3 separate regions of the Mus musculus genome follow, and all the other regions are linked to region 2. A link is a loop called in an ENCODE intact Hi-C map of the cell type or tissue named here. Cell type or tissue: heart. All regions are shown on one strand. Each heading gives the region's core, and the rest is flanking DNA. Links, peaks and the distances in the headings are about the cores only.

What was found. Peaks named below come from ENCODE experiments on the same cell type or tissue, not always from the same donor. Only the 100,000 strongest peaks of a DNase experiment are listed, where the experiment ranks them.
Region 1: a loop joins it to region 2, with 3 times the contacts of the local background. A loop is called at or near these places in 1 of 42 quality-filtered maps.
Region 3: it touches region 2 in a loop (7-fold over the local background); 1 of 42 quality-filtered maps calls a loop at or near these places.

The regions. Positions count from the first base shown.
Region 1 is chr5:110,279,710-110,289,736 of GRCm38, forward strand. Pxmp2 (peroxisomal membrane protein 2) reads right to left here and starts at 6,459. Exons shown (of 5, transcript NM_008993.2): 1 at 6,175-6,459; 2 at 3,937-4,044; 3 at 1,488-1,650. The coding sequence starts at 6,296. Pole (polymerase (DNA directed), epsilon) reads left to right here and starts at 6,610. Exons shown (of 49, transcript NM_011132.2): 1 at 6,610-6,740; 2 at 9,524-9,665. The coding sequence starts at 6,679. In heart, for the core only: a CTCF peak has its summit at 5,029; a DNase peak (open chromatin) is centred at 6,612; H3K4me3 peaks cover 2,826 bases; H3K27ac peaks cover 1,257 bases.
Region 2 is chr5:110,446,353-110,456,206 of GRCm38, forward strand. It overlaps Fbrsl1 (fibrosin-like 1), which reads right to left and starts at 2,151. Exons shown (of 19, transcript NM_001142642.1): 1 at 1,528-2,151. The coding sequence starts at 1,815. In heart, for the core only: no CTCF peak of the experiment used is centred there; DNase peaks (open chromatin) are centred at 1,569, 2,299 and 3,149; H3K4me3 peaks cover 3,138 bases; H3K27ac peaks cover 1,848 bases; H3K27me3 peaks cover 253 bases.
Region 3 is chr5:111,325,127-111,335,153 of GRCm38, forward strand. It overlaps Pitpnb (phosphatidylinositol transfer protein, beta), which reads left to right and starts at 5,571. Exons shown (of 12, transcript NM_019640.5): 1 at 5,571-5,707. The coding sequence starts at 5,688. In heart, for the core only: a CTCF peak has its summit at 5,461; a DNase peak (open chromatin) is centred at 5,525; H3K4me3 peaks cover 2,328 bases; H3K27ac peaks cover 1,705 bases.

The DNA of each region.
Region 1 (10,027 bases), core at 2,865-7,864, 160 kb before region 2:
CATTTGGCATATAAAAATATCTGACCTTACAAATAAAGGGATAAAAACAAACAAGCAAGCCAAGGTATACTCACCTGATAGCTACAAAGTCTCGGGGAAGGATTTTTGCAACATCTCAGGCAACATCAAGATTTTTACAGCACAGCTGGGCGTGGTGGCGCACGCCTTTAATCCCAGCACTTGGGATTTCTAAGTTCGAGGCCAGCCTGGTCTACAGAGTGAGTTCCAGGACAGCCAGGGCTATACAGAGAAACCCTGTCTCGAAAAACCAAAAAAAAAAAAAATATATATATATATACATATATATATATATATATATTTTTTTTTTTTTTTTAACAGCACAGGTCTCTTTGGCAAAGCCTATATACATCCTTTCTCAGAATCATGTGTTAGTGAACTTTTTATATTTTTATTTATTTAGGTTTTAGGTTTTAGAGACAGGATCTTGCCTGGTACTCCAGGGTAACCTTGAACGTTGGCAATTTTCCTTTCTCAGCCTCCTGAGTATGGCAATCACAGGCACAAGCCACCAAGCTTGGCTTAGAACCATATTAGTATATAAACATACAAGTTAAAAAAAACCTATAGTAAAAGTTATAACAGTATCTGGAAGTCAGTCGATGACAGAGTAGCGTATATGCCTCCTGGAGAGCAGAAGTGGTGCTGAGACCTAAGGGCAGTTCCACGACACATACAACAACCACTACATGGATTATGAGGCTCATAATCTTTACTAAGGACAGACAGGTTCCATTAAAACTCCTGTGCTCATACTTACATGGAAAACATGAAAACCGAAAGTTGAGGTAAATGGTACTTGCTGTTCAGCCTGATGACCTGAGTTCAATCCCTGAGGCCCACATAGTGGAAGGAAAGAACCAACTCCCACAGGCTGTCCTCTGGTCTCTACATACATCCTGCAGCCCATGCACGTCGACACACAAACACACAGAGAAAACAGGGAAACACGGTTTGCTGAACAGGACAGCATTATTGTACACATCGACTCATAGGCGCTAACACTCCATGTGTAAGACCCAAACAAGGCCTGGCCAGGAAAGCCCAGTATGGATAGGGGAGAGGTTTGGAAAGTCTTCCCCTCAGCCAAGGAGCTCCTGGAAATGTTTCTGGGAAGGAAAGAGTATTTTTTTAAGGGATGCAACCCCCAAGAGACCTATACCCACGCACATACATGCAGCACTAAGTGAACTCAGTAGGTTTAAAAGTGAACACATGAAGGTGGGTAAGGAAAAGTAAGAGTAAGGATGGGGTGGACACATTAGATATACGTACGAGATCCTCAAGTAACTGTAAAAAGAGGAAAAAGGAAGGGGACAGAGGAAGGAAGGGAGTGGGGAGGGGGAGAAGAAAAGAAAAGAGAAAGCTGAGAGTCCAGACCCTAGGGCCCTATTGATAGCCACCCTAGGAAGCAGGCTATCAATCCGCCTTTAACTGGAGATACAGTACATGCCAGGACAAACACCCACCTCCAGCAAGTTCATGACGAAGAAGAACAGCAGCAGAAAAGTTGGGGCAAAGAACAGGCGATCCAGCAGGAGCCTCTTGACGCTGGCCCAGGGAACCTCAGGAGGGACCGAGTATTCCATGAAGAGGTAGAGGTAGTGACTCAGTGGACCTGTGACAAACAACCTGGACGCCACAGGCGTGTGAGCTGCACAAGGGTTTGAGCATCACTGTGGTTCTTTCTACATTTCCATCTCTGGTCCTCACACCAAGATTCACCTTAAGCCCTAAGCCCTCTTTTCTTCCCCCAAAGTATTTACTGACCACACAGATTTATAAAGATATTCTAGGGGGAGGGAAAAAACTTTTTTTTTTTTTTGAGTTTTTCGAGACAGGGTATCTCTGTATAGCTCTGGCTGCCCTGGAACTCACTTTGTAGACCAGGCTGGCCTCAAACTCAGAAATCTGCCTGTCTCTGCTTCCCGAGTGCTGGGATTAAAGGCGTGTGCCACCATGCCCGGCTAAAAACTTTCAGTCAGTTTCAGCAAGTCTTTTTGCCCAAAAAGACTGAAGTGACTTCTGCCAGTTCTTCCATTTGGTGAGCAGGGACAGCCACAATGATGGCCCTGGCTGAGGTATATGCTCATCTGCCTCCTCTGTGTTCCAGGCATTTATGCCATCTGTCCTCATCTGTGCCCTCCTGATTTAACAGGTTCTGAGAAACAGACAAACATAGCTCAGCTCCCAGAGATTTCTATCAAGCTTTAAAAAAAAAAAAAAAAGATTTATTTATTTTCTTCATATGAGTACACTGTAGCTGTCTAAAGAGGGCATCAGATCCCATTATAAGTGGTTGTGAGCCTCTATGTGGTTGCTGGGAATTGAACTCAGGACCTCTGGAAGAGCAGTCCATGCTCTTAACCACTGAGCCATCTCTCCAGCCCTTTCATCAAGCTTTTAGGGGAAACTGGCAAGAGAAAACCTGGTTATCACCTCTGACTTCCCTAAAGCGCTGATCTCTAGTCCACACTTGGTTCACCTGGGAATGAGCCAAGTCCAGCAGATTGAGTTTCACAAAGTACAGTAATATAGGGAAGGGCAGGAACCCGGGTCTTTCAATTCTACCAAAGTCTATAAACAAGGTTTTCAATTGAACTTTCTTTTGGCCACAGTAAGGCAAACAAGGGAAGTCTTTGGGAGGCCAAGATCAGGTGAGAGGTGTTAAAGTACCTTAGCTGATCTTCTTACTTGCCAAAGTATGGGGGATGTGGCTTTTTAAACATTTTAATAAATGGCCCAAGTTATTATTCTTGGAAGCTTTTGTGGAGTTTGGAGTGAATCTCAGTTGGTAGAGTACTTCCCAAGTATGCAAGAGTACTTTGCAAGTAGGCAAAACAAACAAACAATCCTGGGTTTCATTCCCATCATTGAAAAAAAAAAAACCCAAAAAACAAACAAACAAAAAACCCACAAAAGGCCGGGTGTGGTGGTACACGCCTTTAATTCCAGCACTCGGGAGGCAGGCGGATTTCTGAGTTTGAGGCCAGCCTAGTTTACAAAGTGAGTTCCAGGACAGTCAGGGCTATACAGATATGGTGGTGCACATCTATAATCCTAGCACTCAGGAGGCAAGGGGATCAACAGAGTCCAAAGGATATATGAGGTTCGGACTCTCTTTTATTTACACATGCATGCATATGCATGTGGGCACATACATGTGCTCGCACACATACACACACACACACACACCCAGGAATAGTCTTTCTGGTTATTTATTTATTTACTTATTTATTTTGGCTTAAGACAGGGTCTCACTGTGTAGCTCTGGTTGACCTGAAACTCACCACTGAGACCAGGATGGCTTCCCAAGTACTGAGATTAAAGGCATGCACTACCACACCCAACTAAATAATGATGATACGTGAGGTCAGTGGTAACCTATACAAAGCCTTGGGTTTAATTCTAATGCCACACATCCACACAAAGTTTGTGTCTTTGTTTGTTTTGGAGACAGGGTTTATCTGTGTTAGCCCTGGCTGTCCTGGAACTCACTCTGTAGACCAGGCTGGCCTCGAACTCAGAAATCCGCCTGCCTCTGCCTCCTGAGTGCTGGGATTAAAGGCGTGCACCACCACGCCCAGCTTCTCTGATGCTTCTTAAACAATTATTTTTTTCTTTTTTTTAATTAAATTTTTTGCTTTCTATTTCTTGTACATGGATATTTTGCTTGCAGGTATATCTCTGTGTACCATATATGTGTCTGGGGCCTTACGAGGTCAGAAGTCATCAGACCTCCTGGAACTGGAGTTACAGAAGGTTATGAACTGCATGGGAGCTGGGAATCAAACCTGGGTCCTCCATAAGAGCAGTCAGCACTGCTAGCTTAGCCATCCTCCAGCCTCAGAATTAGGTTTTTTAAACCAACATATTCCGAAGGGCTAATGCTGGCAGGCAGATCTCTGTGGTACTTACCCATAAACTAAATATCTGAGAAGCCCACTGACTTCTAGATTTTGAGAGTCTTTTTTCCGCTTCTCAATCGTCTGGGCCAGAAGGTTTCCAAGGGCTGACAAAATGCCGCTGTAGAGGAAGAGACAATCAGAAAATGAGCAGCAGACACAAGAGCCTGTCCCGCATGGCAGTAGCACGGCTGCTGTAAGATCTTCCTGTGTAGAGCCGGGTGTGGTGGTGCACACCTTTAATCCCAGCACTCAGGAGGCAGAGGCAGGCGGATTTCTGAGTTAGAAGCCAGCCTTGTCTACAGAGTGAGTTCCAAGACAGCCAGAGCCATACAGAGAAACCCTGTCTCGAAAAACAAAAACAAAAAACAACCACCAACAACAAAAAAAGATCTTGCTGTGTAGATCATGGGATGAGTCCCTATTGAAGTAACTTGCTAAGTTAGGTAAAGCCCCAGAAGATAGAGGCACTATGACCTAAAGTGAAAACCACAGATGAGCACAGTGAGACATCCACCTGCGGGGCTGTGTGCCTTCCAACATCCCCACAGCTGCTCCATTGAAGGCATGGATGTAAAAGGCAATAGGAGGGATCCTCACAAGGACATGGTCTGTGGGCTGTATTTAAGCAAATAACTCTATGTTGTAGTTTTGTTTTGTTTTGTTTTGTTTGTTTGTTTGTGTTTTTTTTGTTTTTTTGTTTTGTTTTTGAGACAGGGTTTTTCTGTATACCCCTGGCTGTCCTGGAACTCACTTTGTAGACCAGGCTAGCCTCGAACTCAAAAATCTGCCTGCCTCTGCCTCCCGAGTGCTGGGATTAAAGGCTTGTGCCACCACGCCTGGCTCTTAGTTTCTTTTTATGTTGCAAAATGAACAAAAACCAAACCAAACAAAAAATGAGACAAAGGCAACTTAAGAGAACAATGGCTTATTTCAGCTCCCAGTTAAAGGTTCAAGTCCATCAAGGCAGAGAAGTGAAGGCAACAGGAGGTTGAAGGATCTCCTCACAGCACACCCACAATGAAAAGAGAGAGAAAACGCGTGCGGTTCAGCTAGCTCACTTTTTCCACTTCCAGTCAGACACCAACTAGGAATGGTGGCGCCCCTAGTGGGCAGATCTTCCCAGCTCAAAGAAGATAATCAAGATAAGCCCCTCAGGCATGCTTAATTCCTAAATGTTATCAAGTTGACAACTAGCTTTAACCACCACAGCTGTCTTCTAAAAAGCTATAAATCCAAAACTTTTAGTATGGATCATAAGGACCCTCTTGACTTGACCCCTGGTTACCTCTTCCTATCTACTCTCCCTGGTCATTTTCTCCACCAGAGTCCTTCTCTTCACCCCTCCGACATTCTCTGAATTCTTCCCCCAGAACTTTTACACTTACTGTGCCCTGTAAACAACCGCTTCTCTTCTCTGTGCTTCTGACCAACGTCAACAACCCAGGAGAAATTTCCCTAACTGCTCTAAGTTATACATTTATCTGCCTTTTGCGGGGGTGGGGTGGGGTGGGGTGGGAAGATGGACTCGTTCTTCTTAGCTCCGAGAGAAGTCTATGCGCCTGTTCTGATCACAGCTATGTGCCCGCGCACAGGAAGCACTCTGCACACACTTATGGAAAAGCTAAGTTAATACAGAACCTACAAAATGCACTAATGGAAATGAACAGAAACAGGGATATCTCGTTAGGAAACCGAACGATGTAATTCAAAGGGCAGAGTTCACCAGCGACCGTGCCTGGGTTGCTCAGGGTTAGAATGTGTCCCTGACTCGCGGGTCTTCACAACACTCAGACTGCAAAGGCTAACTAATGCTTGGGACCCAACACACAAACAGCACTTACTGGCTAAGCAGAACGGGGTCGCACCTTAAGGAAGAACTCTGCCTTCCTCCACAGCAGTGGTTCTCAACCTTCTTATCGCTGTGACCCTTTAATAATACAGTTAGCTCCTCATGGTGTGGTCACCCCAACCATAAAATTACTTTCACTGCTACTTCTAAACTGTAATGCTGCTACTGTTGTGAATCATAACGTAAATATCTGATATACAGGATATCTGATACGTGACCCCCTGTACAAAGGTCGTTCAACCTTTAAGGGGTTCCCGACGTACAGGCTGAGATCCACTGCTGCTCGGGCAATATCTGAGCTGCTTGGTCTGCAGACGCCCCCTCTCTTAACCTCCCCTGCAGGAGAGTCTCCCCTGTCGGCACCCCTCCTTTTCACCCCACTTCCCAGTAGGCGCCCACCTGCTGACTGCTTTGGTGAGCACCGGGTAGAGCTTTAGGAGCAGCAAGTATTGGGCGAGCGCTCGCTTGGGAAGCGACCCGAGCTCGGATTCCACCCGCAGCCTGGACGCCGCAGGTGCCATCGCGGTCCGGATGTCTAAGTCGCCCCGGGCGCCCACCCAACAGCTAGGCAGTCGGGCACCCGGCCCGGGACACAGGGCACAGGGCGGGGACGGCCTGACATTTTCTGCCCTTCCTCCGCCCTCAGCGAGCCCGGCCGTCCCGCCACGCGCGCGGCCAGCTAGTGCACTCTTTTCCCCCGGTCCCTGCGACCCACCCTCTGCGCTCGCCGGAGGATTGGAGAGCCGAGGGGCGGGGCGGGGCGGGGCGGGGCGATGGGGGCGGGCCCCGGCTAGGTCCATCTGAGGCCGCGCCTTCTCATTGGCCGAAGCCGTAGCCTCGCGAGAGCACGTGGAGAGCGCGCCAAATTCTCCCCGGAGCCTGAGGGAGCTTTGGAGCGTCGCAATGGTCCTGAGGAACAGTGGACGGAGGCACCCCGAGCCGGGCGCGGATGGCGAAGGCAGCCGGTGAGAGCCGGTGTCCTGCTGCCAAGGCGCTGGCGGTAGCCGCGGCCGGAGCAAGCTTGGGCGGGCGCGGTGTCCGGGGGTTCAGGGGTGGGGAAAACAGCGGGCCCGGCGCGCGGCGCGGAGGACAGGGCGGGCTCCCGTCTTCGCCCTGTGTGGTTTCCGTAGTTTTTATTGAGATGCTAAACTCAACTCCGTGGCCCAGGCTGCTTCTCTAGAAATATCTGTGCCTGCCCTGTGACTTGACTAGGGGTGAACATCTATTCTCATCAGACAAGAAGGGAACGGGGAAAGTAAAGGAAGATTCTGTCTAGACCAGCTCGGCGAAGTAAACCAATTTATTAAACCAAAAGCCGAAACCCTTACGCATCACATCAGCAAGAGATTCTAGAGTATGGTGACAAAGGAAACTGATGTGGATATCGTATATAGAGATTGGTGACACTGTGGCAGAATAAGACTCTGTATCAGGGGCTGGTGAGATGGCTCAGTGGGTAAGAGCACCCGAGTGTTCTTCTGAAGGTCCAGAGTTCAAATCCCAGCAACCACATGGTGGCTCACAACCATCCGTAACAAGATCTGACTCCCTCTTCTGGAGTGTCTGAAGACAGCTACAGTGTATTTACATATAATAATAAATAAATCTTAAAAAAAAAAAAAAGACTGTGTATCAGAATGTGAGCACTCATTGAGTGGAAGCCCGGTTAGAGCTGAATAGTGATAGTGTTTTCCTATTATATGTGAAGCTCTGGGTTTGCTGTACAACACCTGCATAGCAGCCAGGGTAATTGACCTGGACCAGTAAGCGGTTCTTCAGTGACAGGTTCCTGAGAGAGTGATGGCCAGGGGGATGAGGAGGAGATGGAGAAGATAAGAGCATTCAGGATCAGGAGGTGTCACACAGAGTGATGGCTCATGCAAGCAAGTTTATTAGGAAGTACAGCATCTTTTTTTTTTTTTGATGTATTTACTTATTTTATGTATGTGAGTACTCTGTAGTTGTCCTGTCTTAAGACACACCAGTCAGATCACATTGTAAATGGTTGTGAACCACCATGTGGTTGCTGGGAATTGAACTCAGGACCTTTGGAAGAGCAGTCAGTGCTCTTAACCACTAAGCCATCTCTCCAGCCCCAAGCCATTTCTTCAAGCCCCCAAGTACAGTGTCTTACATAGAGGTTTTGTACCTCTATGGAAAGGTGGGTGGGACAGTGTCATAGAGCAGGTAGCAGCCTTGGGACAGAAAACCATAGCCCCTTAAGGATGAGAAGAGATGATTTCTTAGGATCCGGATCCACAGCGCCCTCAAGGCCCTGGTTCTCAGGCTATTACTTGCTCTACCAAGCTCATTCCTGATTTAGAAAAAGGAGCTATGTTCTTTTTCATACATCCAAGCCTCAGTCTAACAGTAACAATAGTTACTGTGTTGACTTCTTCATGTCCATGATGCCATGGAAAGACACGTGAGGTGGGCAGTACTCATACTGTTATGTTCATGCTAGACTTCAGTTTAGAGATGAGAGATGTGAAGTACTTTATCTACATTTACAACTATTTGATGTGCATATATAAATATATATTTTACATATATTAGATTTTATGCATTATATAATTATGTTATTACATGTGGCATTGTATGTTGTATATATAATATATACTTTATATATTACATGTGTATATGTAGCTAGAAGTGCAATACAGAACCTCACATACTCTACCACTAGGACATATCATCAACTAAGGACGTGCCCTTAGTCATTCAACTTTGCCATGTACTTGAGCAGATGGAAAGTTGTTGCTGCATAAATAAATAAAACCTTTTAGAAACCTTTTGTTTTTAAGAATTTGGTTATATTCACACACATACCCTACTCCTCTCAATTCTTCCCATATATAACCTTTTCCAACTTAGAGACCATATATGTATGTATGTATGTATGTATGTATACACATGCACACACACACATATATATATTTAAATAACCCAATTTGTCCACCTGTGTACTCTTAGCAATAGCTTTTAGCTTATGCTTATGCTTTATGCCCCATGTGCTTTATGTGGATTGGCTCGTGAAATCGTTAAATCAGTCCTGTGAGGTGAGCATGTTTCCTTGAAGCTGTAGGTAGTGGTAAAGATTGGGCTTTATATGTAACTGCCTCCGTATTCATTGAATGAGGAACTAGATGGCCCTCTTCATAGGTGCTATCATGAAAATGAACTGAGAATGTATGCTCAGAGCGCTTTCACACTGTCTGAGGTAATCTGTAAGCAGTCTTCTTTGGTACTTTCATCTTTTAGATTTTTGTACTATGGCTGAATAAAAAGTAAGGTAGACAGCTTAGAGGAACCCGTATTAAGAGGAGGTAGCATCTGGGTAAACAGTTTTCTAGTCTATTTTACCAACTTACTCATTGGAATGGTATTTAAAGGCCAGGGAGTTTTGAGGTGGGAGTTGCTTTTGTTGTATTTTTCCTAGAAATGCTGTTTTTTGTTGTTGTTGTTTTCATTGAGCCTTCTACCAGCCTTGATGTTTTTTCAGGAATGTATATGCCATACCATATCAGAAATACATAAACATCAAACGTGGTGGTACACACTTTTAATCCCTTGAGAAACAGGCATGTTGATTACTGTGAGTTGGAGGCCAGCCTGGTCTACAGTGAGACGCTGTAGCAAAAATAAATAAACAAACAAACATAAATAAATAAGCAAGCAAAACAACAATAAAACATAGATGAAAGTTAGGGGTCTAAATGGTGAAACCTGGTTCTCTTCTTTTACTCAGGGATGATGGTCCCTCTTCCTCAGTCTCAGCACTCAAGCGTCTGGAACGGAGCCAGTGGACAGACAAGATGGACTTACGGTTTGGTTTCGAAAGGCTGAAAGAGCCTGGAGAAAGGACTGGCTGGCTGATCAACATGCACCCTGTATGTACCTGACACTGCTTGCTCATCCTTTGCTTCTAGGGCATGGCTGGACCTCTTCCTGTAAACATCACCTTATCTAGTGGATGAGTGATAGAGCAGAGGAAGGCACGTCCGAGAGACCTGGTTATTAGGATGCTTTTCCTTTCCTGTTTAACATGGAGGCCACAAAGTGCTGTTAGCTCTCAGCAGAAAGCTTTCAAGAATTATTAAAGAAAATTCAGAAGAATGCCCACCGAGGAACCGTTATACTGCAGTTCTTACAAAGGTGGTGTCTATGTAAGGGAACAAGTAAAGGGAGAGGTGTGAGGATTCCGTCTACAGAGTACTAGCTTCTCACAGGGTAGCCTGGAAAGAGCTCCTAG
Region 2 (9,854 bases), core at 1-5,000:
CACAAGCTGACCATTTAGATACAAATGGGCTGGTCTAACAACAGTGTGATGTGACCTTAAGGCAGTAGCTCTGGACTTCCTGAAAGGCCTTTCCTCTCTTCACAAGTATTCACTCCTTAATATGTTGAGTCTTGATTGTTTCCTTCTGGGTACTGGGAACCCGCAGGCTCAATCCTCGCATTGACAAGTGTGAGGGGCAGAAGCCCAGGAATACCAGTCAAGTCTCCACAGTGTGGAAGAAGGTGAGACCAAAAACTGTGTCACAGGACCAAGCAGTACACAGGTACACAGAACACCTAAGGTGAGGCTGTAAAGCCTGAGACCCAAAAGAGGCCAAAAAAAGAAATGTGGAGAAGGCTAAACAGATGTGGAGGCTCTTTTGAGTTCTTTTTGGGCCTAGCAGACACAGGTGTGGCAAGGTAGGAAATGAGATTGCAGATCTGGAACTTCTGGTACCATGGCTGCAAAGTAGGGGCTTTAGCATACTGTCTGGCTGTGTCATTATCATCACTAAGGCAGAAACCCCGAAGCCTTCGTGTCTTCTTAGCACATCAGCACCAGACACAATACAACACACCCCACAAAATCATCTTAGTTTAGGATCTTTGGCTTGGGCCTATAACTCATCTCATATTCCCCAGAAGACACAAGGGCTGAACACAAAGTGGGACTCGGCCCTGCATGCGAATCAAACAAACCCATCTCAGGGCTACTCATAGTGGCCATCACCAACTGACCCTCAGCTCTACAGACCCGGCAGACCCCAGGGTTAGAATATGAACTTGGGGAAAACTCCATTTAGATATCCAATGACCAATTCCCCTTTCTCAAGCTTGGCCTGAAACTGGGAAATCGCAGGTATCAGTCAGGGCAAGAGTGAATAGGGTCGCAGTAATCCCTGCGACCACAGCCCAGCAGATGAGATGTGGTCCCCAAAGTTTTCACCCAGACAGAGATCTCTGCATTGCTAGGGGTTTGAAGGTTCTGCTAGTGCCCTGAAGGCCTGACCAGCATTTTCAACCACTTGAGTTCCAGAGACACAGTGACTACTCACTCACTCACTGACCATTTCTCTCACTTCCTTCTCTTCTACTAACCTGAGTTCAGGTCGGAAGGACACTTTGCTCAGCAAATACTGTGCACGACAACTCAGTCAAACACGTAGTATTCTTAGCAAATCTATTACCTATACCCATGCAATGATCACCAAGAAGGGTTTGCCAGTTGACTCCCGGTTCCCTCCAAAGAACCCTTAAGAGATCATAGGACAGGAAGAATCCCAAGTGTCCATTTTATCGTCGCTGCCTCCCCGAGGCCCAACAATGTCCAAATCCCCAGCTGGTCCCGGACGCAGCGATAACTTGGCAACAAGTAACGATCGCTGCAAAGCCCGCTTAGGTGGCGTGGTTTAAGTCCTCCCACACACCCCTCACTCCAGGTCCTCTTCCTGGCAAGGTTGCAGCGCGGGGCCAGGAGGCATACGTATGCGTTTCCTTGGTCCCGGGTCTGGCCTTCCAGCCCACCTACCTCCAGGGCCTCCAGGGTGCTGAAGCTGGCTATAGCGAAGCCGTCAATAACCTCCTCCTCCTGCGAGCTGGACTCGCGGCGACGGCGCCGCGGGGGGCGCGCAGCGCGCAGAGGCGTAGGGCGCTGAGGCGGCGCGCCGTGGAGTCCCGCGTTCTCCTTGCCAGGACTGGGCTCTGGCTCCTCACCCGACGACGGGCTCTGGGCGCGGGCGTCCCGGGCGGCTTCCCGACGCCGGCCGCGATCTCGCTGCGCGCGCGAACGCCGGCTTGGCCGGACCTTGGCCTCCATGGCGGCGCCGCGGCGGTGACCTTGGCGCCCCGCACCGCCTGCTACGCCGTGCCGCCGGGCTGCGAGGGCGCCGCGCGGGCTCGGGGCCGGGGCGGGCTCGGGACCGGGGCGGGCATGCCGGGCGCGGGCTCTCAGCACCGGACGCCGCGCGGGCTAGGACCCCGGGTCCCGCGCATCGGAGTGCGGCGGTCTCTCGGCGACCCTAGACCAGGTCCCCAGGGACACGGCCCATGGCGACCGGCGGGCAGCGGCAGAAGGCGGCGGGTGGCGGAGCTTCTGAGCACCGGGACCGTGAGGCAGACACAGTAGTGGCAGCGACCAGAGCGGATAACAACTGACGCACTTCCGCCGGGCCGGAGTGCCAGAGGAAGCGGGCGCAGCTGGGGGAGGCTGACCCGTCGACTCCGCCCCACCCTGGCCCCGCCCTGACCCCGCCCTTCCGGACTAAATGGCTCTGCGCTGAGCGGGCCCTCGCCCTTTCACGTTAAGCCCCGCCCCCGAAAGGGGGGAAGCTTTCCCTTTGCTCCGCCCCTGCAACAGGCCACACCCGTTTGCGCACAGCTCTTTAGAATTCCGACCCCCCGACCCTGTCAGATCACGCCCCATTCTTCCCGGCTCCACCTCTCTTGTCTACGCTTTCTCAGTTCCTTAAGCCCCGCCCTTGCCTTCCGGTCCTGCTCACCTGTGCAGGTCGCTGAGCCTAGTCATGGTCAGATCCCTCCTACTTCATGCCTCGCCTTGTTGACCACGCCTACTAGGCAATTAGTGCTCGCCTACAAGTACTGCCCAGCCACCTACAGCGAGTTTGTGGCGATCAGCGCCTCCCCTTCCGCCCTTCCCGTAGGAGGTGATGGGTCTATGCACCTACAGTAGCTTGGGGCAAACTGAGTGGAAGCACGTGAGAGAGAGTAGGTAGGTTGGTGCTGGGGGCTCACTGTGCTGAAGTCCTAGAGGCAGCGCGTACGTCATCGTCCACCTGCAAGCCCTCAAGCCCAGTTTCACTCTGGTCCCCATGCAAAATTAGGTAGCGCCCTGAAAACCAAACCCTCCAGTCTCAAGTAGTCTTTCCTTAGAGACCTGCCTACACTAGTCCAAGGACTTGGGGACCGCCGATAGGAAGTACAAAACTAGACAAAACCGTGAGTTTCCTCAGCAACTTCCCCAGTTGGGATGCCCTGGAGCTGGGCACGAAGTCTCAGCAATTCCTCCAGTGAGAACATTTGACATGAAGAGAAGGGAGGTGTCACAGCTTGGGCATTGGGCACTGAGTGAAAAGTGACATTGAGCCATGCCTACATCTGGGCAGCAGAGGCCCTGAAAGGAAGCAGACACGACTGAAGAATGCCCCTGGACAGGACCTCAAGTGCACATTTTCTGGCTCCTGAGATGGCCACAGGCTCTCTGCCAAGACGTCCCTTGGGGCATCTGGGAACGTGGCCTATCATCCACAAGTGTGCTCTTTCACTTAACAACACGGGGACCAACACACCTGCCAGCCTACCTGCCAGCCTTCCCTCTTCTTCCCATTCCAGATTTTATTACAAAACTACTCAGAGCTAGCATCTAACTAGCTAAAGAACCCTGTTGGAAAGACGCAGAACCAAGGCAGCTCCTCATTCCTGCTAACTGTTCTCTTTTAGACACCTCCTCCTGAGACCACCCCACTCCCAGCTTGTGGGGAGTTTCACTCTAGGTCAACCCTTTTCCACTCCAAGAACAACGACTGAGACCCGATTTTTGAAGTTTTCAACAGAAATAAAAGGTATCCTTGCTTACCAGTTATCTTAGTCAGGGTTTCTATTCCTGAACAAACATCATGACCAAGAAGCAAGTTGGGGAGGAAAGGGTTTATTCAGCTTACACTTAAATCACCAAAGGAAGTCAGGACTGGAACTCAAGCGGGTCAGAAAGCAGGAGCTGATGCAGAAGCCATGGAGGGATGTTCTTTACTGGCTTGCTCAGGCTTGCTCAGCCTGCTCTCTTATAGAACTCAAGACTACCAGTCCAGGGATGGTCCCACCCACAAGGGGCCTTTCCCTCTTGATCACTAATTGAGAAAGTGCCTTACAGTTGGATCTCATGGAGGCATTTCCCCAACTGAAGCTCCTTTCTCTGTGATAACCCCAGCTGTGTCAAGTTGACACAAAACTAGCCAGTATACCAGCTCTCCCTTGTTCTCAAATGCATTGCCTCAGTGAAAGGCAGGGGCTCCAGAGACCAGGTTAGGTCCAGGACCTTTCTTTCTGGGTTTCTTCCCAATTTCCTTACCTCTCCTGGGATTAAAAACTCTGTTAATTCATTTCCAACTTAGAGACTAGTCATGGCCTCCCTGGAGGAATGGGACTCTAGCTCAGTTGTTCCCTAGAGGAGGCTATGGAAAGACATCTGTACTGATTCTCTCCCACAGGACACAGGGAGGGAGGGAGGGAGGCCTAAGAGGGGCTGGAACACGCTTCATTTGCCTAAGCTGTAAACTGGGCTCATTTGCTTCCATGTAGAGGGCCATTTTTGATGACCCAAGTGTTCACTCAGGTTGGCAAGGACTTGCTAAAGTTTCTGATGCAATTTATACTTGTTTCTTTTTTTTTTTTTTTTTTGGTTTTCCAAGACAGGGTGTCTCTGTATAGCTCTGGCTGTCCTGGAACACACTCCGTAGACCAGGCTGGCCTTGAACTCAGAAATCTGCCTGCCTCTGCCTCCCAAGTGCTGGGATTAAAGGCATGCGCCACCATTGCCTGATTTATACTAGTTTCTTAGTGGAAATGATAATCCTATCTACCTGTAGGTGGAAACCCCACCAACATAGGGACTCTCCAAAACAAACAAACAAAAAACAAAAACAAAAACCAAACAGCTGCTTCCCACACACTGGTCTACATCCCAGGCCTTTGCCTGGTTCCCTGCAGCTCTGATCCTCACCTGTTCCTCCTTTGGTTGAGGTTATCAGGGCCCCCCTCCCCTCCATTATAAGGGAATACAGGTCACTTCTGTGAGCTCTTAGTTTTATAAAGATATGTACAGAAATGCTCGGGAGAAGCCGGGCATGGTGGCACACGGCTTTAATCCCAGCACTCGGGAGGCAAAGGCAGGCGGATTTCTGAGTTCGAGGCCAGCCTGGTCTACAAAGTGAGTTCCAGGACAGCCAGGGCTACACAGAGAAACCCTGTTTCAAAAAACCAAAAAAAAAAAAAGAAAGAAAGAAATGCTCAGGAGAAAGCTTGAGGACATTTTATTAGAGTGTGAGAAGGATGGGCTAGCTAGACATCCCGACAGCAGCTGGGAGAAGGAACCTGGGTAAGAGGAAAGTCAAGAAAGTCAAGCTTTCAATTGAGTAAGAAGGCAGGCTCAGCAGTGGGGGTGGACAAGCAGCTGCACTTCAGTTGGAGTCAGAATAACAGAGTGTCGGGGTAAGTAGGCTTAGAATTCTGACCCACTAAAGAAGGGGGGGGGGGGTAAAGAAAACAGTCTTTTTGAGGTAAGAATACAGAAAAGAGAACAAGCTTAGCAGCAATGATCTGTAAACAATTGGATCCCGGGAGAGACTTCTGGTGTCTATAAACTGATGTCTCCAGTTCAGGTCTTGTCAGGTTCATTTGAATTAACTCTCTACTACTGTCTCGTTGAACATGGGTTAGAGGAGTTATGTGGTTGCTATCTTCAGCAATGAAGCCTTGCTGTCAGTTTGTAGAGAGCAACCTATTGGCTTGGCAAGGAGCTGGGTTGTTTGGGAATTCCCCCCACCCCCATTTTGTTTGTTTGTTTTGCTTTTGACTTTGGTTTTTTTCGAGACAGACAGGGTTTCTCTGTATAGCCCTGGCTGTCCTGGAACTCACTCTGTAGACCAGGCTGGCCTCGAACTCAGAAATCTGTCTCCCAAGTGCTGGGATTAAAGGCGTGTGCCACCACCGCCCAGCCCCCTTTGGCCAGCATCTCTATTAGATACAACCAAGTCCTGGTACTGGATGGTAGCTAGTCTTTGCTACTTTCTGGGGTCTTCTTTTTCCTCCCCTTTGTCCCCCTCTCCATTTCACCTCCTATCACTGGATAGGAGAGAAAGAAGGATAGAGGGAGGAGAGAGAGAGAAGAGAATCCCTAATTCTAATTTCTTACCTTTTGTTTCTCCTAACAAACCACACTCAACATCCCTCAATGGCCAACAACCACCAACCCCGCTTCTCAGGGCTCTAACATTTACATACCCTCCAAAAAGTTCCCAGAATTACAAATGTCACACTGTCACAGAAATTATCTGCAGCTGGCAAAACCATGCTTCTGCTAGGGCAAGAGGCAAATCATATCATAGTCAGCTGTTATTCCAAAGCAGCCTTATATCCCCACACCTGGGATTAAAACGAAAACATATTCTTGTAATATTTCTGTGGGCTTTTTTTTTTTTTTTTTTAAGAAATCAAAATTGCAGAAATCTCACTACAGCTGAAAGCTTCGTTTGGTGACAAGAGACAGCCATTTGGGATTCTGCCTCTCCCATTATTTGGAGATTTCATTTAGATCTCCTTCATATTTGTATATGTTTTAGGAAGCCCCTACTTTATTAAGGTTCCATGCTACCCCCCAAATGACCCTTACATTTAGCTGTGTCTCCCCATATTCCCTCCCTTGCCCCTTTCTCCCTTCTTCTTCCCCACCTGATTCTCCCATTCCACCATCGCCCCCATCTATACATGGCTCCCTGTTCTATTTCCCTTTCCTAAGGAGACCTGTATGTACTCCTAGTCCCAAACTCTGTGCCTAACCTCTGTGGTTCTATGGACTGTAGCTTGTTATCATTGACTCAATGGCTAATACTCTAGGTCCAGAAAGACAAATAGGGTATGTATTTTCCATTTTTTTTTCCCCAAACTTATTAGGGAAATGGTCGTTGAGGCCCAAAGCTGATCCAGCAAGAAAGGGTTCGTCTTCAAAGGGCTTCCAAGTCAGATGATGCCTAGCTAAGGAGCTACTCCACACCCCCTCAAGCCCTTGTCCTCACCTCTCCCAGTTCCAGTCCTGACTCATTCTTTGTCAGCAATACCATAAAGACATAGCACTACCTTCAGCAACTTGGGTTTCCCCATTAGGGACTTCCACTAAGGTAAAGCTAGACCAGGCTGGCCTCGAACTCAGAAATCCGCCTGCCTCTGCCTCCCAAGTGCTGGGATTAAAGGCGTGCGCCACCACACCCGGCTGTAAAGCCAGATTCTTAACCTTCCTGCAGAAAGTAATTTTGAGACCATCTAATATGAGACAGAGTTGGAGTTTATTAAAAGTAAGTTTGACAGGGCCAAGGAGATGACTCAGCAACTATAAGAGCACTTGTTCTTTCAGAGGACCCAGGTTCTTTTCCTATCACCAGTGTAATAGCTGACAAATGTCTGTAACTTCAGTTCCATGGGAACTAGCACCTTCTGACCCTCAAGGGTACCATGCACACATGTGGCGCACATACATAATACAAGCAAAACACTCATGGGCATAAAATAAGATACTTTTTTGTTGTTGTTGTTTGGTTTTTCAAGACAGGGTTTCTCTGTATAGCCCTGGCTGTCCTGGAACTCACTTTGTAGACCAGGCTGGCCTCAAACTCAGAAATATGCCTGCCTTTGCCTCTGCTTCCAGAGTGCTGGGATTAAAGGCATGCACCACCACGTCCGGCTTAATAATTCTTTTAAGAAAAAAGAAAGTTTAAGGGGTCGGAATGTGGCTCAGTTGGTAGAATGCTTACTTAGCTAGGTTATATCAGGCTACAGCTTCCATCCCTACAACTACATAAACCTGGCTTCATAGCACATAACTCTAAGCCCAGCATTGAATTGAAGGCAGGAATATTATAAATCCAAGCTTATTGAGGCCACCTTGGGCTACATTAACCTTCCACCTCCGTTTTATGATAAAAATTTACATTGATTTTTTTTTTAATTTTTAAAATTTGTGTGTATGTGAGTTTTGCCTACCTGTGCCTGGTGCCTGGGGAGGTTGGGGCCCCTAGAATTGGAGTTACAGATAGATGGTTTTGAGTTACCTTGTAGGTGCTGGAAACGGATCTTGGGTCCTCTGCAAAAGCAGTAAGTCCTTTTAACTGCCATCTCTCCAACTCCAAGTTCTATGTAGATTTAAACATGGTAATTAATAGAAAGTTTGCTGCTCACGGAAAGACTAAGGCATACCCAATGTTGGCTTCTCAAAGGAGAGATTCGAATGGTGTTTGAAATTACCTCCCAAAGGATTGCCTAAGGGCTGGATATGGTGGTGCCCACCTTGAATCTCAGCACTCTAGAGATAAAGGGCAGATCTTTAAGTTCAAAGCCAGCCTGTTCTACATAGATCTAAATGAGATCACAGGCCATTTCCTGATGTCAAGGAGTTGGTAATCACAGCTGCTAAGGAAAAACCTACATCGAAGCATCAGAGGACGTCAGATGTTTTTACTGTAAACAATGGTTTAGTGTTGTTTGTGAGATTCCCATAAAATATCTGAAAAAGACGATGACTCTTTAAGGTCATGTATACTCAGGCCTTAAACCTGATTATGTCACCAACCTTCCCAGAGTTCATAATTGTGTTAAAATTCATCTATCTACCTATGTCTTTCTCTCTCTTTCTTTCTTTGTACTAGAATTCTTTTTGGTTTTTTCTTCTTTTCTTCTTCTTCTTCTTTTTTTTTTTTTATTTTTTTATTTTTTTATTTTTGAGACAGGGTTTCTCTGTGTAGCCCTGGCTGTCCTGGAACTCACTTTGTAGACCAGGCTGTCCTTGAACTCAGAAATCTGCCTGCTTCTGCCTCCCAAATGCTAGGATTAAAGGCATGCGCCACCACTGCTGGGCAGGTTTTGTTTTTCTAGACAGAGTTTCTCTTTGTAGAAACTAGCTGTCCTGGAACCAGCTCTGTAAATCAGGCTGGCCTCAAACGTTGCGATATGCCTGCCTCTCCCTCCCAACTGCTAGGATTAAAGGCATGCACCACCACCACCTGGCTGAACTAGAATTCTTGATTCACAACTGCCAAGAGGCTTCAGACTCTGGAGTTAAGGGCCTTGTTTTTCTTTCCAAGTCCCGATAACCCAGACCTCTCCTTGTCTTTCTACTTGCTTCACCCACAATAGCTCACAATACCTATTCTCTGTCACTGCAGGACTGCACCTGGCCACTGCTGCAGCCCAGGCCTGTACCTGGCCACTGCTGCCTATAGCAGAGTGTCCTCCCCCTGGCTCTCTGAGAGGCAGTGTGGGTATTAGTTGCCTCCAGCTGATCCATCAGCTGAGTTCATCAGTCTTCTGTGGAGTTTGCCTTTGAGCCCCACCCCTTTTGTGCTGGACTCTGTGCAAAGCCAATCAATAGTGTCTGTATGTGTATGTCTCTCTGCCTGTATGTGACCATGTGTCTGTGTGAGTATATTTGTGTATGTCTGTATGTGTGCCTGTGTGTATATCTGTGTATGTCTGTGTTTGTGTGTGTGCCTGTGTGGGTCTGTGCCTGTGTGTGTCTGTGTCTGTGTGCTTGTGTGTGTCTGTGTGAGTATATTTGTTTATGTCTGTATGTGTGCCTGTGTGTGTCTGTGTGTATATCTGTGTATGTCTGTGTGTTTGTGTGTGTGGCTGTGTGGGTCTGTGCCTGTGTGTGTCTGTGTCTGTGTGCTTGTGTGTGTCTGTGTGAGTATATTTGTGTATGTCTGTATGTGTGCCTGTGTGTTTGTCTGTGTATATATCTGTGTATGTCTCTGTGTATATCTGTGTGTGCCTGTGTGTGTCTGTGTCTGTGTGCCTGTGTGTGTCTGTGTGAGAATATTTGTGTATGTCTGTATGTGTGCCTGTGTGTTTGTCTGTGTGTGTGCCTGTGTGTGTCTGTGTGCTTGTATGTGTCTGTGTGTGTGTGTGTGTATCTATCTATCTATCTATCTATCTATCTATCTATCTATCTATCTATCCATGTCTATGTAAGTGTCTGTGTATGTCCGTGTCTGTGTGCCTGTGTGTGTGAATATCTCTGTGTGTGTGTGTGTATGTGTGTTTTTAGACTACAGAGTGGAGGGAAGGTAGAAGGCT
Region 3 (10,027 bases), core at 3,301-8,300, 880 kb after region 2:
CTTTGAATTGGCAAAGGATGTAAAAATACTTGTACCCCATGTAAATGATCATCAAAAGGTGACTTCAGCAGAGGAAGAGTTCAGTAATGAAGTAGATAGGATGGCCTGTTCATTGAACAGTCAGCCTCTTTCCCCAGCATTCCCTGTTATTGCCCAATGCGCAGATGAACAGAGTAGCCATGGTGGCAGAGATGGGGGTTATACATGAACTCGACAACATGGACTTCCACTTACCAAGGCTCTGGCTACAGCTGTTAATGAGTGCCAGATCTGCCAATAGCAGAGAACAACACTCAGCCCTAGATAAGGCACAATTGCCCATGAGCACCCAGTGACCTAGTGGCAGGTTGACTATGTTGGACGACTTCTTCTGTGGAAAGCAAAATGCTTTGTCTTTACTAGACTAGATAAATTAAATATGGGCTTGCCTTTCTTGAATGTAATGCTTCTGCCAGCACTACCAGTCATGGAATTACAGAATGCCTTATCCACCATCACGGTATTCTGCACAGTACTGCTTCTGACCAAGGAACTTACTAGACAGTTCAAAGAAGTTTATCAGTGGGGCCGTGCTCATGAAATCACTGGCCTTATCATAATTATGGACTGAACACCTGGAACTGTAAGTCAGCTCCAGTGAAATGCTGTCCCTATAAGAGTTGCTTTGGTCATGGTATCTGATCATAGCAATGGAAACCCTCCATAAATCAGGAGATGAAAAGGGTGTGTGGGGGGAAGGGGATTTTACTCATGTTCACTGACCCACTGGGAAAACGTTTGTTTCCTGTGTTTGCTAACTTAAACAAGTTCTGCAGACCTAGAAGTATTGGTTCTAGAGGTGGGAATACTTTGCCAGGAAAGACAACAAACATTCCACTCAACAGGGGGAGCTCTGATGCCCTTAAGGCAACAAGCTAAGAAAGGGATAACAAATTACCAGAGAAATCCAAATTTACATGAGTGTTTCTATCTTGTTAACTGTGTTTGTGCAGATCTGTGTGTTCTTTTTCCTTAATTTCCTTATCATATAATGCAACATTAATTGAGATAATTATCAGTAGTTATCATTAGGTCTCATACCCTGGACAAATGGTTGAGGTACCTATGTGACATATCAAAGCAGACCTGGCTACCAGGTTCCCCTAACATCCCCAGTTCCTACCTGTTACAGGACATGGCTGGCATACCCCATTCCTTAAACTTCTCCAGCCCAGGGGCTGGGCTGCCCTTTCCCCCAGCTTTTGGTCTGGCTCTCCCCTCCTGCTCTCCTCACATGAACCAGCTCAGGGTTATGTTCATTCTGGAATCTCCCAGACATCCCTGCCTCTGACTATGTTCCTCCTTAATCTATAATAAACCTCCTCCACCACCATACAAAGGGGCAGTCATGTCCTTCTTTCTCTCTCTCTCTCTTCTTTCTTTCTGTTCTGCTATCATACTCATAAGATTTGAGATACTAAAAAAAGTCCCTCAAAAGACACTGCCACCTATTCTAAAATATATAATGCATTTGTGGTTGTTTGCAGTTATATTGTGTTAGGCATAATTGTGGCTTGGTTGCTTTCATTTGGAAATTAAGCATGGTGTAAGGAGACATGATTGTGTGTCAAGTGGACAAGAGGTGGACTTTCAACGGATATTCTTGGATGTCAACCTTACTACATTTGGAATTAACTAAGAGCCCAGTCACTGTTGACATGGACATTTCTGGTAGTGTCATGTGATACAGACTCATATGGTGTTTTGCTAAGGCAAGATCCACGGGAGGACATGTGATGTCTGGAGGGAGTATAAATAGGACCCGACGGACAGCTATTGCACACTTGCATAGACAGCCTTACAACGCTTCTTTGGTCTTTGCCTTTGCTGATCTTCACTTCATTGGGAGAGGTGCTGTAGAGAACTTCTGGTGCCCCTGCTGGATTTAGTGGTGTCCTCCAACTTGTGCCAATTCAGCAGAGGCCTGGCTGTTTCTGCTGGACTGTGCCACCGCTGCTGACTGTGTTTGGTATCCTGACGAATGGAGATGGGGATCACCCCCAAAGACCTACTTCTAAACAGGTGCACATGCCCTGGTCCTAGTTACCATCTTCCCTCCCTTACTTTTCGACAGTGAGCTAGAAGGGGGGGTGACGTCTTTGAGAAGCCTTATTACAGTAGGTTTTGAAACCTGCACACCGTGCACACCTGTGAGGGATTTTAGTTAAGTGGATCACTTGTGGTCAGAAGACCTACCTTAAACCTGGGCCACACTTCCTGGTGACCCCACATAAAGGACAAGGAGAAAAGCAGCTTTCCTCTTGGCCTGCTTGCCCTGGCTCTCATTCACTAGCATTGGAGCCATACCTCAGGATTAGGACAGATTCTGAAGACCAGCTGAGACATCCAGCCTCGCGGTCTGAACAACTATTCATATATATTTATTCTATCAGTTCTGTTCCTTACGAATACAGTAACCAGCAACAGTCTAATTGGACAAAGGCCCGATTAACAGGAAGGAAATGACGCTGGTACTGGAAACAGAGCCAACTCCACGTGGCTAGGGGAGCAATGGATCTTGGAGGAGACTACAACTGCCACTCTATATTTACCTGCAGAATCCCTAACTGCGTTCTAAGTCCTTATCCTTATACCAGCAGATAAGAGTACATATCTCACCCCTATTCAAAGAAGATCCTTTTTTTTACAGCAGCAGGAGACCATTACAGAAAGTCACAAGTGGTCAATATGCACAGGGCACTGACATGCTGATACACCCACAACACAATTCTTTTGTTGTTGTTTTTTCAAGACAGGGTTTCTCTGTGTATCCCTGGCTGTCCTGGAACTCACTCTGTAGACCAGGCTGGCCTTGAACTCAGAAATCTGCCTTCCTCTGCCTCCCAAGTGCCAGGATTAAAGGCGTACTCCACCGCTGTCCCTGGCGACAACACAATTCTTGCAAGATTCTTTACTGCAGGTATCTTGAAGTCAATGAGCCAGGATTCAGGCCCAGGTTTTCAATTCCTTTAATACCGAGGGAACATGATAGAAGGGGGTGGTGGGAAGATTGCTGAAGTCAGAAAGTTGGCTTGAGATCGTGCCTTCTCCTAAATTTCAACCTGGCTGCCTTAACAATGCTGGAACAATTCCAATGACACTTGACATCCCAAGGTAGATGGAAAAAAATCTTACCCACACCCCTAGATGAAGATCTATGGGCAATTAACAACTGCACTCCAGACAGAAGCAAACAGAGAATTAGTCTTCCCTAGGAAGAGACCTCTGACTGGTTATCTAATACTGAGTGGTTAGCCCTAAAAACTTATACATGCAGGCAACACTGAATTGACTCACAGGTTGCATGTATGTACATATGTATTATGATGTATAGGTATGTGTTTGGTTTTTCTAGACAGGGTTTCTGTGTAGACCAGGCTGGCCTTGAACTCAGAGATCAGTTTGCCTCTACCTCCCAAGTGCTGGGATTAAAGGTGTGCACCACCACGCCCGGCCAAAAAAAATGCTTTGTGTTTATATGCTCATTCATTTATATGTAATAATAGTGATAAAAGACCTTGAGTTTGGGAGAGAAGAATGTGGTCAGACATGGGAGTGTAGGAGAGGGAGGGGAGAAATGAAGTTATTATTATATATCAATTTTAAGAACTATATGAAATTAAAAAAGTTATGTGTATTATTTCCTGGAAGTGGAGTTACAGGTGGCTTCCTAGTCTTCTGCAAGAGTAGTCATCTCTTCAACCTCTCTTTGGCTTTCCTTTTTAATTTACTGTTGCTGATCCCTGATAGTTTTTATATGGTTTTCATTCAAAAACCTTCTATTACCATGTGATATGTATAGGTGCTTCATGTAATTTTGGCTTTTTTGTGGTGTTTAAGACTGAACTCAAGCTGGGCGGGGTGGCACACGCCTTTAATCCTAGCACTTGGGAGGCAGAGGCAGAGGCAGAGGCAGAGGCAGGCGGATTTTTGAGTTCGAGGCCAGCTCTGTCTACAGAGTGAGTTCCAGGACAGCCAGAGCTATACAGAGAAACCCTGCCTCAAAAAAATCAAAAGGACTGAACTCACTGCTAGGACATTAGGCAAGTACTCTATAAACTGAGCTACATTTTCAGTCCCTTCCTACTTTTTATTCTCTAAACAGTCACCTATCTTTGGTTGTATAAATTAAGTCTCTACAAGATTCTTTATTCCAGATTTCTTGAAGTCAACCAGCCAGGATTCAGGTCCAGGGCTTCATCTTCAAAGTCCAACCCAGTTTCCCAAATCGGGACAACTGACCTATGCTCTGATATCTAACAAAATTAAGGAACACTTGGGACTGGGGTTGGAGAGATGGCTCAGCAGTTAAGAGCACTGGTGGTTCTTCTAGAGTATCTGGGTTCAATTCCCAGCACCCACGACGTGGCAGCTCACAACTGTTTGAAACTCCAGTTCCAGGGGATCTGACCTCATCCAGGTATACATGCAGGTAAAACACCAATGTACATAAAATATAAATAAATCAATCACTAGAGAGGGGAAGAATATTCTTGAGACTATTTCTAGTTTTTATGAAAATATTTTCAAGATCATTCGATGAGGGAAAAAATATGGTTTGACACAAAGTATAGAGAAATCAAATTTACCTAAAATGCCCGTTGACACAAAGAAGATTATTCCTGCAGCTATCCAGCTCCCTAGGAATCCCACTAAAAGGTCCTTGAATCCCAAGTTACTAAGTTCAGTGAGTGAGGAAGCAGAGGGCAGTCCAAGAGCAGTACTTAGTCACTGTTTCAAAATTGTTTTATCAAAGTTGTTAGGTCAACTAGTGCTTAAAGCCCGTGTTGGGACGGGCTTCTGATTGGTCTTAGTAAAATTTAACTTTCATTCTTCCTGTAGTGAGTTCTTTGCCCCGAAAGCACATAATGAAAAACCAATGCCTTAGACACGTAGAATTCGTCTAGAATTAGTCTACCCAACTGGGTCTGGGTCTGTCTCATGCAAAATTGCTTTTGTTGAGGATTCAATGTTTGGACAGGGGCTCAGTTGTTAAGAACACTGGGGGTTCTTGCAGAGGACCCAGGTTTGGTTCCCAGCACTCACATGGCATTTCACAACTGTCTGCATCTCCAGTTACACGTGAACCTCAGTATGCATGAGACACACAGGGAGCAGACACAATACAGGCAAACCAGATAGATGTACCCTTAAAAAGGTTAGTTAGGACAAGGGGCGAACACATCAGGATTTTAACACCGGTCTGTCTGGGTTTCTAGAACACGCTCCTGCTAAACCTGAGGTCGTCCTCGGCTCCCACACCTGTGCGAACTCAACGTCGTTTAGGGTCCCGACTGGAGAACTCACTGGAAACCATAGGCTGCACAGCGCCGTGAGAGACTAACGCTGGCAGGAGGACGCCGCGCTTGCTGCCCCACTGCTCGCCGAGAGTACGCAGGCGCGCTCCAAGGCTCACCAGCGCGCCAAGGGGCCACGCAGCCGCAGTGGAGGCCTCGTGCTCCGTGAGCGGGGCGTGGACTGGGCGGAGTCAGCTCCCCCAGGCGCGCTGACGCAATGGCCGGCGGCGGAAGGGCGCGGACGCGCAGGCGCTCCCGGGGCTCGGACGATTGGGAGGCGGGGCTACGCTTGCGTGTTGCGAGGCCCGGCGGTGGCGGCTGGCGGCGGCGGCTGTGAGGGGTTCCCGGAAGATGGTGCTGATTAAGGAATTGTGAGTGGGTCGTTGGGCTCGAACGAGGTTCCGGAATGCGGGCTGGGGAGGATCGGTGGGCTCCGCGAGGAGGGCGCTCCCGGGTCGCAGTTGGCTCCTTCCTGGAGCCCCCAAGGCCCTGTGCGGCGCCGCCGCCCTCCGCAGTCAGCGCCAGGGTCGGCGGTGCGGCCGGGGCTCTCGGGGGAGCCGGGAATGCCGGGCGAAGGGTCGCCCGCAAGTTCGAGCCCGACCCACCTCAGGCTCAGTGAAGCCCACTCTAGATCATGCCCCTGCGGTCGCTCTCAGACCCCTCATCTCTAAGATGGGGAGACACCGGCCCCACCTGCTTCACTGGGTTCGGTGCGGGGTTAAACACATGGTGCTTAACACGGCAAATAAAGACTTTTCCCAAGTTCGTCGGACTGGTCCCGTCATTCTGTTGGGAAGTTGTGGCTTCCCCCTCTGCTTAGAGCCACGGACATCACAGGAAACCGTGGTGGCGGGGAATGTTCAGCTGTCATACCTGAGCCGGTGTCCCTTGTGCAATTTCAAGTGTGACCCATTTTGTTGTTGCTGTTCTTCCTCGGCCCTGGTTTAATTTCAGATTCTTAAAAGAAGCAAAAAAAAAAAAAGACGTTAAGTTAGCTGTCTAGATTCCTTGCCTGTATTAACGTCAACCTTGTAAAAATCACTAACAAGGTTTCTCTACTTAACACTGCCCAGATTCTATTTTCTGCTCATATGTAATTTTTTTTCCTTGCCCATTCCAGCATTACAAGACCCCTTGTTCCTCTGTCGCTCTGTATGTTGGCTTTCCTTCTCTTTCTGCTGACTCGAATGCTTTTTCCTCAAATCAGTAGCTCACCTTAAAGGTCTTGGGAAGTGTGTATTGTTTGTCTTTCTGACTGTTCGCCCTACATTGTGCAGGATACTCACTCTGATACCTCCATTTTTTTTGGATCAGTCTTTAGTACATAGCACATCTTCAGCCAGCATTTGGTGTTTTTAAAGATTTGCCTGTTTATATGTGTATTTAAGTGTTTGCCTGCGTGTGTGCATATGTGCTGCGTTCATACAGTGCTCTTGGAGGTAGTAGTAAGAGGGCATTAGGCATTGGATCCCCTGGAACTAGAGCAAGAAGTGAGCCACCGTCCATGGGCTGGAAACTGAACCCAGTTACTCAGAGCAGCAAGTCCTCTTAGCCGCAGAGCCATTTCTCCAGCCCTTCAGCAAACTCTTGTTAAATGAATTGGTGACGATTCTTTTTCACTTTTAGGAGAACACTTTTAATTACATTTGTATGGAGAGGGGTGTACAGGGTAGTACACCGAGTGCTTTTGGAGGTCAGGGGACAGCTTTCGAGTCAGTTCTCTACTCCTATTAGGGTCCTGCACCTGAAACTCCAGTCATGCCTTTGCCTGCTGGGCCATCTCTGGCCTGAAGAAGTACTACTTTTTTTTTTTTTTTAGTGACAGGGAGTCTGAAAAAAGGCTTACTTTCGCATTCTGCACACAGCAAAGATTTACACTTAAAACATAATCATACTACTGAACTTTGAGTTTATGAAAACTTTCTTCCAAGTAATTTTAACAATGTATCTTGTAAACATCACCTAACATTACTCTAGTGGCAGATATTAAAACAGGAGAATATGCGATAGACAGGAACTGACTTGTGCCAAGCTACCTAGGAAGAGAGATGCTAGACTGACTGCACATGAGGCATCTAGTGGCTTTTAATTTATTAGTTACTTCCTGTCTTCAGAATGTGAGTTAACTCTTGAGTTAACCCTCTCTGACAGTGTGTGTTTGTACCTCAGTACAGATGTCCCTAGAGGCCAGAGGATCCAGTTGGAGCTGGTGCTAGAAAATGAGCCGAGGCCCTCTCTGAGAGAGCAGTACCTCTTAGCCATCTCTCCAGTCCTGTGTTTTGCATACCTTTACTTTATGAAGGAAGGTAGCAAAGGCTAATGTGTATCTATCATTTAATTGTTTTCATCAGAGTCTCTCTTAGCTGTTTTTTTTCCTCCTCCTAGATTTAAGATAAAGACAGTTTACTGTCTATGTCAAACACGGTGTGAGTACTCAGTGCTGTAAATGAAGTGACCCCTGCTGTCAGCTCCATCCAGTGACTAGATGGTTCCTGTGTGGGGAAGTAAAATACCTTGGCACATGTTGGATGTCTTAGAACTTTTTTTTCCTCTTTTTTTTTTTTCGAGACAGGGTTTCTCTGTGCAGTCCTGGCTGTCCTAGAACTCACTGTAGACCAGGCTGGCCTCAAACTCAGAAATCCGCCTGCCTCTGCCTCCCAAGTGCTGGGATTACAGGCGTGCGCCACCACTGCTGGGCTTTTTTTTTTTTTTTTTTTAAATAGCTTTCAGGGCCAAGTGTGGTGACACATGCCTTTAATACCAGCCCTGAGAGAGGCAGGGCTTTTGTGAGTTCCAGGGTGGCCAGGGCTACCTAATAAGACCCTGTCTCAAACAAAATAGAAGAGGAAATGGCTCTGAGGGTGGGCTCATCCCTTCTGTTACAGAGCCACGGACGACTTCGTTAGTGTAAGAGGCCTGGTTTTAAAGCATTTGTTGGTGGTTCTATTTGGAAAAAAAAAACACTGAGGATTTTCAGAGTAGTTTGTGGATTTGATTTGTCCTTTTAAATGCCGTAGCCACTTTGTTTATGAAAGAGTGTTCTGAAAGTGTTGTCAAACAAAAATAGGCTTCTGTTACCAAGTGTTAAAATTACCCATCTCTGGTTGTTTGGTTGTTGTGAAACTTTGTGACAATCCCCTTTCCTCCATCCCTTCCTCTACAGTCCTGCATCTTGGTTCAGTCCTTTGGTAACTCTTGGAGTGCTCCCTAGAAGTGCTCCCTAGAAGACCTCTTTCCCAGCTATCTACAGATGATCTGTGGCTGGGGTCAGCCACAGCTGTGTCACTCTTGGGGAGATCCTCTGGCGTTTCTGTTGCTTCATTAATGAACTTTATTCTTTCCCTTTTTCATGACAGGGTTTCTCTGGCTGTTCTGGGATTTACTCTGTAGACCAGGCTAGCCTCAAATTCAGAAGAGAGTCAGCTTCTGCCTCCTGAGCGCTAGGATTAAAGGTGTGGGCCACCATCTTCTAGCTGAACCTAGTATTAGAGGCTCTGAAAAGTGGGATCCACCCTAGCTCCCTCTCACTGCAGTTCTCCAGTTTACACCCTGTGTAGTGAGACAACGTTAGTGTGCACTGTAGGGGCAGCGGTGAGAGGTGGGATGTTTGTTTATGGGAGGCAAGTTTGTGCTCCACAAGAAATAGAAGTTTGGAACTTTTCTGACCTGAGTGGTCCTGGTCTTTAGATCACTGTTACACAGGGTGATTGTGACCTATAGTGGGGAGGGAGTAGCAGGAAACCTGTTTTATAGAAATCAGGGATTTCCTTGTGAAAAATGATGCTCTGCTGGAAACAGTCCAGCTGTAGACTCCGAGTCCTCATCTTGTGCTATGTTGTTGTAAAGTGGATCTCCAAAGATTACCTTTGCTATCTATGTTCAGTAGCACATACTTGGACAGATCAAGCTCAGCTCTCCTTAAGCTGGCCCTACCTTGGGAAAGAGTATGTTATTTATAATGTGCAGAGCTATCCCTGAACAGAAGTCACTGCTTATTCCAAAGACACCTTTACTTTCGTCTCACAAAACTTGAATAATAAGGTTGTGGAGGGACTTTTGGAAAGATTCGTTCATGAACTTCAAAGCATGTTTGTATTCTGAGAGAAGTATTGTCTTAGGGTTTGTATTCCTGCGCAAAACATCATGACCAAGAAGCAGGTTGGGGAGGAAAGGGTTAATTCAGCTTACATTTCCACATTGCTGTTCATCACCAAAGGAAGTCAGGACTGGAACTCTCATAGGGCAGGAACTTGGAGGCAGGAGCCGATTCAGCAGAGTTGTGCTGCTTACCAGCTTGCTTCCCCTGGCTTGCTCAGCCTGCTTTCTTAGAACCCAGGACCACCAGCCCAGGGATGGCACCACTGTTAATGGGCTGGGCCCTCCCCGATTGATCACTAATTGAGAAAATGCCTTACAGCTCTATCTCATGGAGGCATTTCCTTAAGGGAGGCTCCTTGCTCTGTGATAACTCCAGCTGTGTCAAAGTGACACACAAAACCAGCCAGTACAAGTATCAAAAATAAAATATGCACAGGGTTAGAGAGTTCAGTGGCTAAGAATACTCCTGACTGCTCGCTTAGAAGACCCATGTTGGGTGCTTCCGACCTCCTGCCCTACTGGCCAGAGACCCCATGCTCACACACATAAAAATAAATCTTTAAAATGCACAGCACACATGGCAAATGAAACTG